Regions from separate parts of the Homo sapiens genome. Here region 1 is linked to region 2. A link is a loop called in an ENCODE intact Hi-C map of the cell type or tissue named here. Cell type or tissue: CD4-positive, alpha-beta T cell. All regions are shown on one strand. Each heading gives the region's core, and the rest is flanking DNA. Links, peaks and the distances in the headings are about the cores only.

Region 1 (6,252 bases), core at 537-5,536, 49 kb after region 2:
ACCGCGCCCAGCCAGACACTTTTATTATAGGATGTGTCATAATGGCCTGTCCTCCCCCAAATGGACTGCAATCTCCTTGATGACAGGGAGAGTGTCTGGAACCTAGTAGATGATGAAAAAGCATTAGTGCAATGGATGATTGTCTAGATGGATGAAGACAAACTACTGTATTGTCTGAATCAGATGATCACTGCCTTGAGGGTGCCATATTGTTTCTGAAATGCCACCCTCTAGGACTTCCCCATGGTAAAGCTAAGACAGATACAAACTGGCCACAGTCAAAACCAGATTCCTCTACCTCAGGGCAAGAACCAAGAAGTAATGGCTTCCAGCTAGAAAACAATTCCTCTCTCTGACCTATGGTTCAGTGGAAGTTTTGATAAGAGCCTTGAACAGCAATACACACTTTACCCATTTATTTCTAAAGGAATGTTTTCCATTGCGTTATTTGCTGTTGTTTTGTGCTCGCCATTCCCCACTATAAGCTATCTTCTTTGGCAACCTACTGGAAATTACCCTCACCCATCTACCAAATTTTGATGTGGGAACAGAAAAGGAAACACCATGATTAATAAAATAAATTTTGGCTTCAATGGTAATTTTTAGACACTGCAGAGTAAGCACCTTTTGCAGAGCAACAATTCAAATGATAGTGATAAATGCCAAGACCCCAGACCCCGTGCCCTCAAGTTCCAAAGTAAATTTCTAAAATGTGGCAATTGCTTCATAAATGATTCTAATATTTTCAGGATACCATGATAAAATAAAGCTTTATTTCAAAAATAAATGTTTTTTTTAGAAAATTGAAAAATTGTATCCCATAATTCACACTGTGTACCAGAATACATTCCAAATGGACCAGTGATATGAATGTACAAATAAACCCATAAGAGTCCTAGAAGGGGCCAGGCACAGTGGCTCATGCTTGTAATCCCAGCACTTTGGGAGGCCGAGGTGGGCAGATCATCTGAGGTCAGGGGTTCAAGGCCAGCCTGGCCCACATATAGTGAAACCCTGTCTCTACTAAAAAATACAAAAATTAGCTAGGCGTGGTGGCACATGCCTGTAGTCCCAGCTACTTGGGAAGCTGAGGCAGGAGAATCACTTGAACCTGGGAGGCAGAGGTTGCAATGAGCCAAGATCATGCCACTGCACTTCAGCCTGGGCAACAGAGCAAGACTCTGTCTCGCAAAAAAAAAAAAAAAAAAAAGTTCTAGAAGAAAATACAAAAGAAGAAAAGAAGTCCTTACAACCTTGAATGGCAGAGGCTGGTTTAACTAAAACTTAAAATCCAGAAGCCATAAAATTGATTGATAAATTGTACTTTATGAAAAAAAAGTTCTGTTTTGCCAAAAAAAAAAAAAAAAAAATTAGTCAAGAGAAAAACTACTAACTGGAAAAAATGTTTGCAACTCACATCACGGACAAAGAGCTAACTTCCCTAGTGTGTGAAGAACACTCATAAATTAAGAAGAAAAAGTTCGGGAGTCTGTCTAAGCTACTCTGGCTTGGGAGGCTGCCTGATTAAAAGAAAGAAAATAAAAGAGAAGAAGAAAAAGAAAAGACCAACAATCCAATAGAAAAATGGGCAAAGAATATGAACAGATAGTTTCCATAATGTAAGAAAAAGTATCTGAAATTGGAAATAGGCAAAAATGAGTACTGCATGCCTGTCCAGGGTTTACCTCACACTCTAAGGTTATTAACGTTTGTTTGACTTGCTATTTACAGTAGACTAGAATACTTTACAATCAGTAGGGGAGGGTAAACATTAACTTGTAGAAAGTCAGTAAGGATGCAAAGGATTCTTATTATCTGTGGCAGAGGGGTGGGTGGCAGAAACTGAGCAGTTGGGGACTTTTCTTTGTAAAGCTTTCTGTACTTTTGTTATTTAAATCATGTGACTGTATTACCCTTTCACTTTTTTCTTTTTTTTTTGAGATGGAGTCTTGCGCTGTTGCCCAGGCTGTTGTGCAGTGGCACTATCTCAGCTCACTGCAACCTCCACCTCCAGGGTTCAAGTGATTCTCCTGCCTCAGCCTCCTGAGTAGCTGGGACTACAGGCATGTGCCACCATGCCCAGCTAATTTTCGTATTTTTAGTAGAGATGGGGTTTCACCGTGTTGGCCAGACTGGTCTTGAACTCCTGACCTCGGGTGATCCACCCACCCACCTTGGTCTCCCAAACTGCTGGGATTACAGGCGGGAGCCACCGTGCCCGGCAGTATTACCTTTAAAATTTTAATTAAGAAATTGAATTTCTGTTCAGCTTTATGAAGTATTATATAATTGACATAAAATAAGCTGTGTTTAAAGTATACACTCAGAAAAGTGTTGACATGTGTATACTGATGAAACAACCTCCACAATCAAGGAAGCAGACACATCCACCACCCCCAAAAGGTTCCTATGCCCCTCGTCTCCCTTGCCCTCTGCACCCTCCCCACTGCAAAGATTGATCTGCTTTCTGATTAGTTTCCATGTTCTGGAATTTTGTAAAGATTCATACAGTATGTACCTTTTATTATTATTATCATTATCTTTGGTGTGTCTTTTTTCTTTTTCTTTTTTTTTTTTTTTTGAGACAGAGTCTCTCTCTGTTGCCCAGGCTGGAGCACAGTGGCACAATCTCGGCTCACTGCAACCTCCACCTCCCAGGTTCAAGCAATTCTCTGCCTCAGCCTCTGGAGTAGCTGGGATTACAGGCACCTGCCACCACGCCTGGCTAATTTTTTGTATTTTTAGTAGAGACAGGGTTTCACCGTGTTAGCCAGGATGGTCTCGATCTCCTGACCTCGTGATCCGCCCGCCTCGGCCTCCCAAAGTGCTGGGATTACAGGCGTGAGCCACCGCGCCTGGCCTTTTTTTTTTTTTTTTTTTTTTTTGAGACAGGGTCTTGCTCTGTGGCCCAGGCTGGAGTGCAGTGCCGCAATCTTGGCTTGCTGCAACCTCTGCCTCCTGGGTTCAAGCAACTCTCCTGCCTCAGCCTCCCGAGTAGCTGGGATCACAGGTGTGCACCACCATGCCCAGCTAATTTTTGTATTTTTAGTAGAGATGGGATGTCACCATGTTGGCCAGGCTGGTCTCAAACTCCTGACCATAAGCAATCCGCCCACCTCAACCTCCCAAACTGCTGAGATTACAGGCATGAACCACCGCACCCAGCCAACATCTTTTTTTTGAGACAGGGTCTCACTCTGTCTCCTAGGCTGGAGTGCAGTGGCACAATCATGGCTCACGGCAGCCTCAAACTCCTGAGCTCAAGCAATCCTCCCACCTCAGCCTCCCAAGTAGCTGGGACTACAGGTGTGCACCACCACGCACAGCTAATTTTTTACTTTTTGTAGAGACAGGGTCTTGCCCAGGCTGGAATCCAGCTTCTTGTCTCAGAAGATCCTCCAGCCTCAGCCTCCCAAAGTGCTGGGATTATAGGCATGAGCCACTATGCCTGGCCTGGCCTTTTTCAATATAGTAAATTGAATGGGTTTTTATTCGTTTGTGGGCCTCTCCTTTCTCCTCACTTCTTCCCCTTGACCTTGGTGGATTCCTTGATTGGGTTGAGGCAAAGGTTCCCACACGGCTTTGGCTTCTTGGTAACTGATCAAGAGACTGACTCCTACATAACCAAGGGACCCCAGGAGTTCCCACCAGGCTTAACAAACTCACCCAGGACCCTGTTTCTCCCATGGTGTTGTTCGCTTCTTCTCAGCCAAGCAGAATTGAAGGAGGACAGACACACAGTTATTCCTACCTGCAGTGCTCCTGCCTTCAAATACCGGGGAAGTAACGCAGATCCGAAACATAGCGACTCGTTAACTGCACAGAAAAAGCTGTCTGCTGGAATAAACTTCAGGAAGTGGTTTTTCTGAGCAACTGGAGGTGGAGTGGGGGGAGGAAGGCGGAGGCAGGTGGGCAACAGACATGTCGGAGGGCACAGCAGGCCAACCACCTATTTCATGACAATGGTGATTGGAAATGAGATTCACCGGCCGTTCCATTTCCCCCACCTGTAGCCTCAGATCTCATTAGTCTTGGAGAGTTGATGAGCCAGACTCAACAGCCCCCATCCACTGGGTTTGGGACACACCCCAGCCTGGGAGTGAACGTGCACTAATGCGTAAATCAGAAGCCTGGGTTCCCTGTCTGTTCTCTGCAGCTTAATAGCTTAAATGCTCTGAGGCTCATGTTCCTCACCTATATAATGGGAATAATGTGCCCATCTACCCATTGAATAGGCTTGTTAGGAAGATCAAACAAGAGCTAGCCTTTGAAAGCACATTTAACCAGCAGAGCACAGTAAGAACATAGTAACAACAAAAAAATATAAAAAATAGCTGCATACGGTGGTGCATGCCTGTGGTCCCAACTACTCGTGAAGCTGAGGTGGGAGCAACGCTTAAGCCCAGGAGTTTGAGGCTGCAGTGAGCCACGATCACACCACTGTACTCTAACCTGGGCAACAGGGCAAGACCTTGTCTCAAAAAGTAATAATAATTAATTAAAAAGTTTAAAAAAAACAATAGTTATGATTGAACAATAATAACAACAGTTGTTGATCTGGTTTGGCTGGGCCTGCCACATCTGAATCGCTGCTCTGGAGCTCAGCTGACTTAGTGAACCCAAGGGGCAGCGCTCAGTGCCTTTTCTTCCACACCCACCATATGCTGCCCTCACCACCCCAGTCTGGCCCCTCACAAAGTTGGGCAGCTGGGCAAAAGGGAGGCAGGCAGGGACATTGTGGAGGAGTCTGTGCTATTCCATCCCCTGCAGGAGGCCCCCTCCAGTTACAAGGGACATGGTTGTTTTGTTTTTGGGATTTTTTGGGGTTTTTTTTGAGACAGGTTCTTGTTCTGTTGCACATGCTGGAGTGCAGCGGTGTGATCACAGCTCACTGCAACCTCCGCCTCTCAGGTTCAAGCCATCCTCCCACCTCAGCCTCTCGAGTAGCTGGGACTGTAGGCATGCACCACCACATCCGGCTAATTTTGGTAATTTTTGTAGAGATGGGGTCTCGTCACATTGCCCAGGCTGGTCTTGAACTCCTGAGCTCAAGCGATTTGCACGCCTCGGCCTCCCAAAGTGCTGGGATTATAGGCATGAGCCACCGCACCTGGCTGACATGGTTGTATTATGACTCATAACCATAGGCATTTTTGCCTTTGTAGACCTCTTCCTCCACAAAAAAAAAAAAATTACATTTTGAAACTGTACTGGTATAAATAAGAAGATATTCATATTATATATTTAAAAATTTCTTTTACCTAGACAGTGGTTTTATTCTTCTGATGACTGTATCTTCTAAACCTAATGAAGAAGGGCCTGACAACAGATCAGGCACACAACAGCCCAAGGGGTTAAGGGACCTACTGTCTTCCACCCTGAGTGGCCTGGCCGCTGGCCTGGGAAGAGCACCACCATGTCCCAGGCACTGAAGCCAAAACAGGTGTTTGTGCATTCTGTTCTCAAAACCACAAAAGCACAAGCAACAAAATAACAAAAACAGATAAACTAGACTGTATTAAAATTAAAAATGTTTTTATTGCAAAGGATAGCATTAGGAAAGTGAAAGGTAATTCACAGAATGGGAGAAAATATTTGGAAATAATATATCTGATAAGGGTCTAGGATCTTGAATATATAAAGAACTGTTACAACTCAACAACAAAAACACAACCATTTTAAAGAATTGGCAAAGGGGCAGGGCGTGGTGGCTCACGCCTGTAATCCCAGCACTTGGGGAGCCTGAGGCAGGAGGATCACTCAAGGTCAGGAGTTCCAAGACCAGCCTGGCCAATATGGTGAAACCCCATCTCAGCTAAAAATGCAAAAAATTAGCCGGGCGGTGGCACATGCCTATAATCCCAGATACTCAGGAGCTCAGGAGGCTGAGGCAGGAGAATCGCTTGTTCCCAGGAGGCAGAGGTTGCAGTGAGCTGAGATCATGTCACTGCACTCCAGCCTGGGCAATAGAGTGAATGAGACTCCATCTTAAAAAAAAAAAAAAAAAAAAAGGATTTGAGCAGATTATTTCTCCTAAGAAGATAAAAAAAAAAAATGACCCCAAGCACATGAAAAGATGCTCAACATCATTAGTCATTAGGGAATTGCAAATCGAAACTACAATGAGATACCACTTCATACCCACTAGGATAACTATAACCAAAAAGACAGACAACAAATATTGATGAGGATGTAGAGAAACAGGAATGCCCATATGCTACTATGGCATTGTAAAATGATACAGCCACTTTG
Region 2 (6,252 bases), core at 649-5,648:
TCTCAACGAGTCAATCACTCTACAATGAAATAAAGAGGAAGAGGCCAGGCCTGGTGGTTCACACCTGTAATCCCGGCACTTTGGGTGGTCAAGGCGGGTGGATCACCTGAGGTCAGGAGTTGGAGACCAGCCTGGCCAACATGGTGAAACCCTGTCTCTACTAAAAATACAAAAATTAGCCGGGGATGGTGGTGGGCGCCTGTAACCCCAGCTACTCAGGAGGCTGAGGCAGGAGAATAGCTTGAACCCGGGAAGCAGAGGAAGCAGTGTGCCGAAACTGTGCCATTGCATTCCAGCCTGGGCAACAAGAGCAAGACTGTCATAAAAAAAAAAAAAAAAAAAAAATGAGGAAGAGAGCTTCAGGCCTGCCGCGTTCCCCACCCCTCTCAGGTCCAGTCTAGACTTGGAAGTGAGTTGTGCAGATTGGGCAGTACACAACCCCCGGGGGCCATTCTGTTGGTAGGCTATGGGAATGTGCCCCAGTGGTGCAGCACACAGCCCAGCGGCTCTACGGGGCATCCCTGTAAGGAAAGTTCTGTGCATACAGCTGCTGACACTCAGCCCAGGCTCAAAAAGAGAAGACAAGGAGAAGTCCAAGACTCCTCCCAGATCATGGAGCAAGGGGTGATTTCAGGACCCCATTGCCATGTGGTCTGGCTAGTGGCTGGCACGGCCTGGAAAACTGCACGCATTCAGCCTGCACAGTCAGGAAAACTACCCCAGGCCTGCCTGGCTAGGTGGATGCAGCCTGGGGTTAGCCTCAGAGGAAGGGAGACAGATGGCAATGATCCCAGGGAGCTTCCCAGCTGGGCAGGAAGGTTCTGAGACTGCTTCCTTTGAGCGTGCAGGAGCCACTGTTTCCTTTGAGCATGCAGGAGTGTGCAGTGACCCCCGGGGACTGTGTACTGCCCAATCTGGGTTCGCAAAGGAGGAGGACAGTTAGGAGATGCATTTTTAATTTTTTTTTAGACGGAGTCTTGCTCTGCCACCCAGGCTGGAGAGCAGTGGCTTGATCCTGGCTCACTGCAACCTCTGCCTCCCGGGTTCAAGCGATTCTTCTGCCTCAGCCTCCCCAGTAGATGGATTACAGGCATGCGCCACCACGCCCAGCTAATTTTTGTATTTTTAGTAGAGACAGGGTTTCACCATGTTGGCCAGGCTGGTCTCGAACTCCTGGCCTCAAGTGATCCACCTGCCTTGGCCTCCCAAAGTACTAGGTTTACAAGTGTGAGCCACCGTGCCTGGCCAGGAGATGCATGTTTTTTATGGTGCCCAAAACAAACGAGATTGATGTTCTAGCATTTTCTATGGAGCAGCCCACTCTGCATCCATTTCCCCAGCATAGAACCAGAGACAGGGACTTCCAGGCCAGCCTGCCCTTGAGAGAACCACATACACAAAAACAAAACCCAAGGTGTAAAATCAGTGCCACTGCTCACACGGACAGGGATCTTGTGCTTTCAAAAGCCTTTACCTAAGTGTCCCTCTAAATGGCAAAGCACTCGATATCTTGAAACATGCATTTGATTGACACACATTCAGTCTGCACAAGCAACTTTAGGAACACACTGGGTTTGGCAGGGGGTCTACCTCTGGAAGGGACAAATTGCTCAGTACTTCCTAATTCCCTGGCACTTAGTAAGTGCTCAATAAATCTTACCTATTATTAGTAGTATCATAACTAATAATTATCAAAAATGGCCAGGTGTGGTGGCTTCGCCTGTAATCCCAGCACTTTGGGAGACAAAAGTGGGCAGATTGCTTGAGCCCGGGAATTTGAGACCAGCCAGGGCAACATGGCGAAACCCTGTCTCTATTTTTCTTTAATTAATTTTTAAAATTATTGAGGCCGAGTGTGGTGGCTCACACCTGTAATCCCAGCACTTTGGGAGGCTGAGGGGGGTGGATCTTTTGAAGTCAGAAGTTCGAGTTCACGCTGGCCAACATGGTGAAATCCCATCTCTACTAAAAATACAAAAAAAAAATAAATAAATTAGCCGGCTGTGGCGGTGCATGCCTGTAATCCCAGCTACTCGGGAGGCTGAGGCAGGAGAATCGCTTTAACCCGGAGGCAGAGGTTGCAGTGAGCTGAGATCTCGCAACTGCACTCCAGCCTGGGCACAGAGTGAGACTCCGTCTCAACAAAGAAAAAAAAAATATATATATATATATAAAATAAAAAATATATAAATAATATAAATATAAAAATATTATATATAAAATATATAAAAATAAAAAATAAAAATATATAAAATATTATAAAATATATATTATACACAAAGAAAACATATATATTATATATGTATTTATATTTATATATTATATATATTATATATTTTATATATATATATATATTTTTTGAGATGGAGTCTCACTCTGTCACCCAGGCTGGAATGCAGTGGCGCAATCTCAGCTCACTGCCACCTCTGCCTTCCGGGTTCAAGTGATTCTCCTGCCTCAGCCTCCTGAGTAGCTGGGATTACAGGTGTGCGCCACCAGAGCCGGCTAATTTTTGTATTTTTAGTAGAGATGGGGTTTTATCATGTTGGTCAGGCTGGTCTCGAACTCCTGATCTCAGGTGATCCACCCGCCTTGGCCTCCCAAAGTGCTAGGATTACAGGTGTGAGCCACAGTGCCTGGCCTTTTCTTTTTTTCTTTTAAATTATTGAAATTTTACAGCTCAGAGACAGGGCCAGGGCCAGGGGCCTTTGCTCCTTCCAGTCTTAGCAGGCCGGTAGGTCTGCTAATCACTTCCTTTGGAGCGACTGAGGGTGCACAGACTCTTCTCACTGAACACAGCACCCCCGCCACCACTGGGGTTTAAACCCAAGCCAAAGGCAATGCCTGGGGACTCACTCGAGTGGCACTTACCTTTGTGAGACTCAGCTGAGGACACTTGAACTTCCGTGTACTGCACGTCTGAGTTCAGAGGCTCTGCTCAAAGAAACCACAGCAGCTTGTTGTTTAGGTGGAATCTCTTGTGGGCACCTCAGATCATAGAAGTAGAGACTTTCTTTTCTTTTTTTTTTTTTTTTTTGAGACAGAGTCTCACTCTTTCACCCAGGCTGGAGTGCAGTGGTGTGATCTCAGCTCACTGCAACCTCCACCTCCCGGGTTCAAGTGATTCTCCTGCCTAAGCCTCCTGAGTAGCTGGGATTACAGGTGTGCACCACCATGCCCAGCTAATTTTTGTATTTTTAGTAGAGACGGGGTTAATTTTTGTATTTTTAGTAGAGACAGGGTTTCACCATATTGGCCAGGCTGGTTTTGAACTCCTGACCTCAAGCGATCCGCCCACCTCAGCCTCCCAAAGTGCTGGGATTACAGGCATAAGCCACTGCCCCCGGCTAGATTTTCATTCAGGTTATTAAAGTATTCTGTATTTTGAGGGGGCAGCCAGACACAGGCTTAATTCCATTCGGGATGAGGAAGGGAGTACGAACCCCGCACTGGTCCCAGAGGCAGATACAGGGCCTCGGGGCCCATGGTTTCCTCCCTGACTCCTCTGTTACCAGGATGTGGAGGGACCCTCTGGCCTAGGTCCCTGTTTCTACAGTGGGGGGACTTGGAACAGGTCAGTAGAGACAGAAAACAGCCCAGTATCAGCCCCAGCAGTTCTCCCAATTCAGTCTCACTCAAGATGCTGGAAGCCTTCTCCACAGCCACAGGCAAACAAAGCTACCTCCAAGACTGAGAGGATTTCGGGAAATGGGGAACAGGGGTCACTACCCTAAAAATACTTGGAGAGTGTGAGGCATACACGTGAATGAAATCACTCAGGGTACTAAGGTGAAAGCTAGAAAAGTAGTTTGTCTTCAAGTCAAAAATAACATTACTGTTTTGTTTTTAAAGCCCTAAAGAATAGGGATTCTCATCAGCTACCAAAACAATGATTCTGCAGTCAAAGATACATTTCAGGCTGGGTGTGGTGGCTCATGCCTGTAATCCCAGCACTTCGGGAGGCTGAGGCGGGCAGATCACCTGAGGTCAGGAGTTCGAGATCAGTCTGGCCAACATGGTAAAAATCCACCAATACTAAAAATACAAAAATTAGCTGGGCATGGTGGCACACACCTGTAATCCCAGCTACTTGGGAGGCTGAGGCACGAGAATGGCTTGAACCCGAGAGGCGGAGGCTGCAGTGAGCCAAGATTGTGCCACCGTACTCCAGCTTGGGTGACAGAGTAAGACTCTGTATCAAAAAAAAAAAAAAAAGAGCCAGGCGCAGTGGCTCGCGCCTGTAATTCTAGCATTTTGGGAGGCCAAGGTGGGCAGATAACAAGGTCAGGAGTTTGAGACCAGCCTGGCCAACACAGTGAAACCCTGTCTCTAGTAAAAATACAAAAATTAGCCGGGCGTGGTGGCAGGCGCCTGTAGTCCCAGTTACTTGGGAGGCTGAGGCAGGAGAATTGCTTGAACCCGGGAGGTGGAGGTTGCAGTGAGCCGAGATCGCACCACTGCACTCCAGCCTGGCTGACAGAGCGAGACTCTTGTCTCAAGAAAAAAACAAAAAAAAGAAAGAAAGGAAGAGACCTTAACAGAATCCTTTCTCTTTGTTAGGAGCCTTAGCTCCCATGGCAGCAGCCCAGAGCGAAAGGAATTTTGAAAAATGATTTAGTCCAATCCCTCAGTGCTTCAGGCAGAAGAGAGCAATTTATTGTCCATTGTCTTTAAAAATCACCACCTCAATGCTCAAGAAAAAAGAGGTCCCACTGCCTTACCCAGTAGCTCATTATGAGTCAGGAAGTTGTTTTTTGAGTATAACCCAGTTCTTCCCTACTTTGATTTAGGTGACTTTCCCACTGAGGACACTAGATAGCATCTCTGGTGAAAGCAGCTAGCTACCTTCATTGACACATCGGCTGGGTACAGGGTCATTAAGAGAGGTGGGAAATTATCCACAGTCCTTCAAGTTTTAGTTTTCTTTTCCTATGAGTCTTTTTTTTAATGTAAAAGTTGGTTCTAATAAAAACATGTAATTAGATAATTACCTTTATTATCATTTATTGGTTTCATTGCATGGTTTCTGACATCGTCATTGTGACCTAGTTGAAAAATAACAATTAGGGTGAGTGACAAGGGAAATTCTAGTTTTCTAAAACCTTTTAAAAATTCAGTACCCCTAACAAAGTCAAGCCTGATTTATTCAGTGTAGTGACAACCAGCACTGTCTCTGGGTCCTGGGTCCCCTCGTTGGCCCTCCTGTGGGCTCCATTTGACCTGCTGTGTAGTCTTTTTCTTTTTTTCTTTCTTTCTTTTTTTTTTTTTTTTGAGGCAATGTCTTGCTCTGTCACCCAGGCTGGAGTGCAGTGGTGCGATCCCGGCTCACTGCAGCCTCCTCCTCCCAGATTCCAGCGATTCTCCTAGTCTCGCTTTGTTGCACAGGCTGGTCTCCAACTCCTGGCCTCAAGTGATCCTCCCACCTCAGCCTCCCAAAGAGCTGGGATTATAGGCATGAACTACCATGCCTGGCCTGAATATAGTTTCTTTCTTTCTTTCTTTTTTGAGATGGAGTTTCGCTCTTGTTGCTCAGGCTGGAGTGCAATGTTGAGATCTCAGGTCACTGCAACCTCCACCTCCCAGGTTCAAGGGATTCTCCTGCCTCAGCCTGCTGAGTAGCTGGGATTATAAACATGTACCACCATGCCCAGCTAATTTTTTGTATTTTTAGTAGAAACAGGGTTACACCATGTTGGCCAGGGTGGTTTTGAACTGCTGACCTCAAGTGATCCACCTACCTCGGCCTCCCAAAGTGTTGAGATTACAGGCGTGAGCCACCGCGCCCAGCCTAGAATATAGTTTCTTAAACAATATATTTGCTCGTTTCTATTTACTGACACATTACTTTTATTACTACAAATATTTTATTTTCCTTTTTTAAAGTTTATGATTCAGTACTATATGAATTACTCAATTCTTAAAACATATTTCTCAAGCAAAATATGTCTCTGTAAAAAGTATATCCTAAAAATTTCTTATTTTGTGAGACATTTATAGAATTAGAAAAGAACATGAGCATTCTATGACCAAACCTGCTGATAAAGCAAGAAAAGTGGCTGGGCTCAGGGGCTCACACCTGTAATCCCAGCACTTTGGGAGGCCAAGGCAGAAGGATTTCTTAAGCCCAGGAGTCTGAAACCAGCATTGGTAGAGTGCCATCTCTACAAAAAATAAAAATTAGCTGGGCATGGTGGCACATGCCTGTGATCCCAGCTACTCAGGAGGCTGAGATGGGAGGATCACCTGAGCCTG

The links. Hi-C counts contacts between places; a loop is a spot of excess contacts. Peaks named below come from ENCODE experiments on the same cell type or tissue, not always from the same donor. Only the 100,000 strongest peaks of a DNase experiment are listed, where the experiment ranks them.
Region 1: a loop joins it to region 2, with 3 times the contacts of the local background. A loop is called at or near these places in 17 of 110 quality-filtered maps.

The regions. Positions count from the first base shown.
Region 1 is chr17:64,394,563-64,400,814 of GRCh38, forward strand. No RefSeq gene overlaps it. Among named protein-coding and RNA genes, the nearest start is that of PECAM1, 6.8 kb to the left of the region's middle. In CD4-positive, alpha-beta T cell, for the core only: no CTCF peak of the experiment used is centred there; no DNase peak of the experiment used is centred there; H3K4me3 peaks cover 2,414 bases.
Region 2 is chr17:64,345,389-64,351,640 of GRCh38, forward strand. PECAM1 (platelet and endothelial cell adhesion molecule 1) reads right to left here. Exons shown (of 16, transcript NM_000442.5): 12 at 4,992-5,045; 13 at 2,872-2,934. Among named protein-coding and RNA genes, the nearest start is that of PECAM1, 42 kb to the right of the region's middle. In CD4-positive, alpha-beta T cell, for the core only: no CTCF peak of the experiment used is centred there; DNase peaks (open chromatin) are centred at 2,923 and 4,763; H3K27ac peaks cover 907 bases.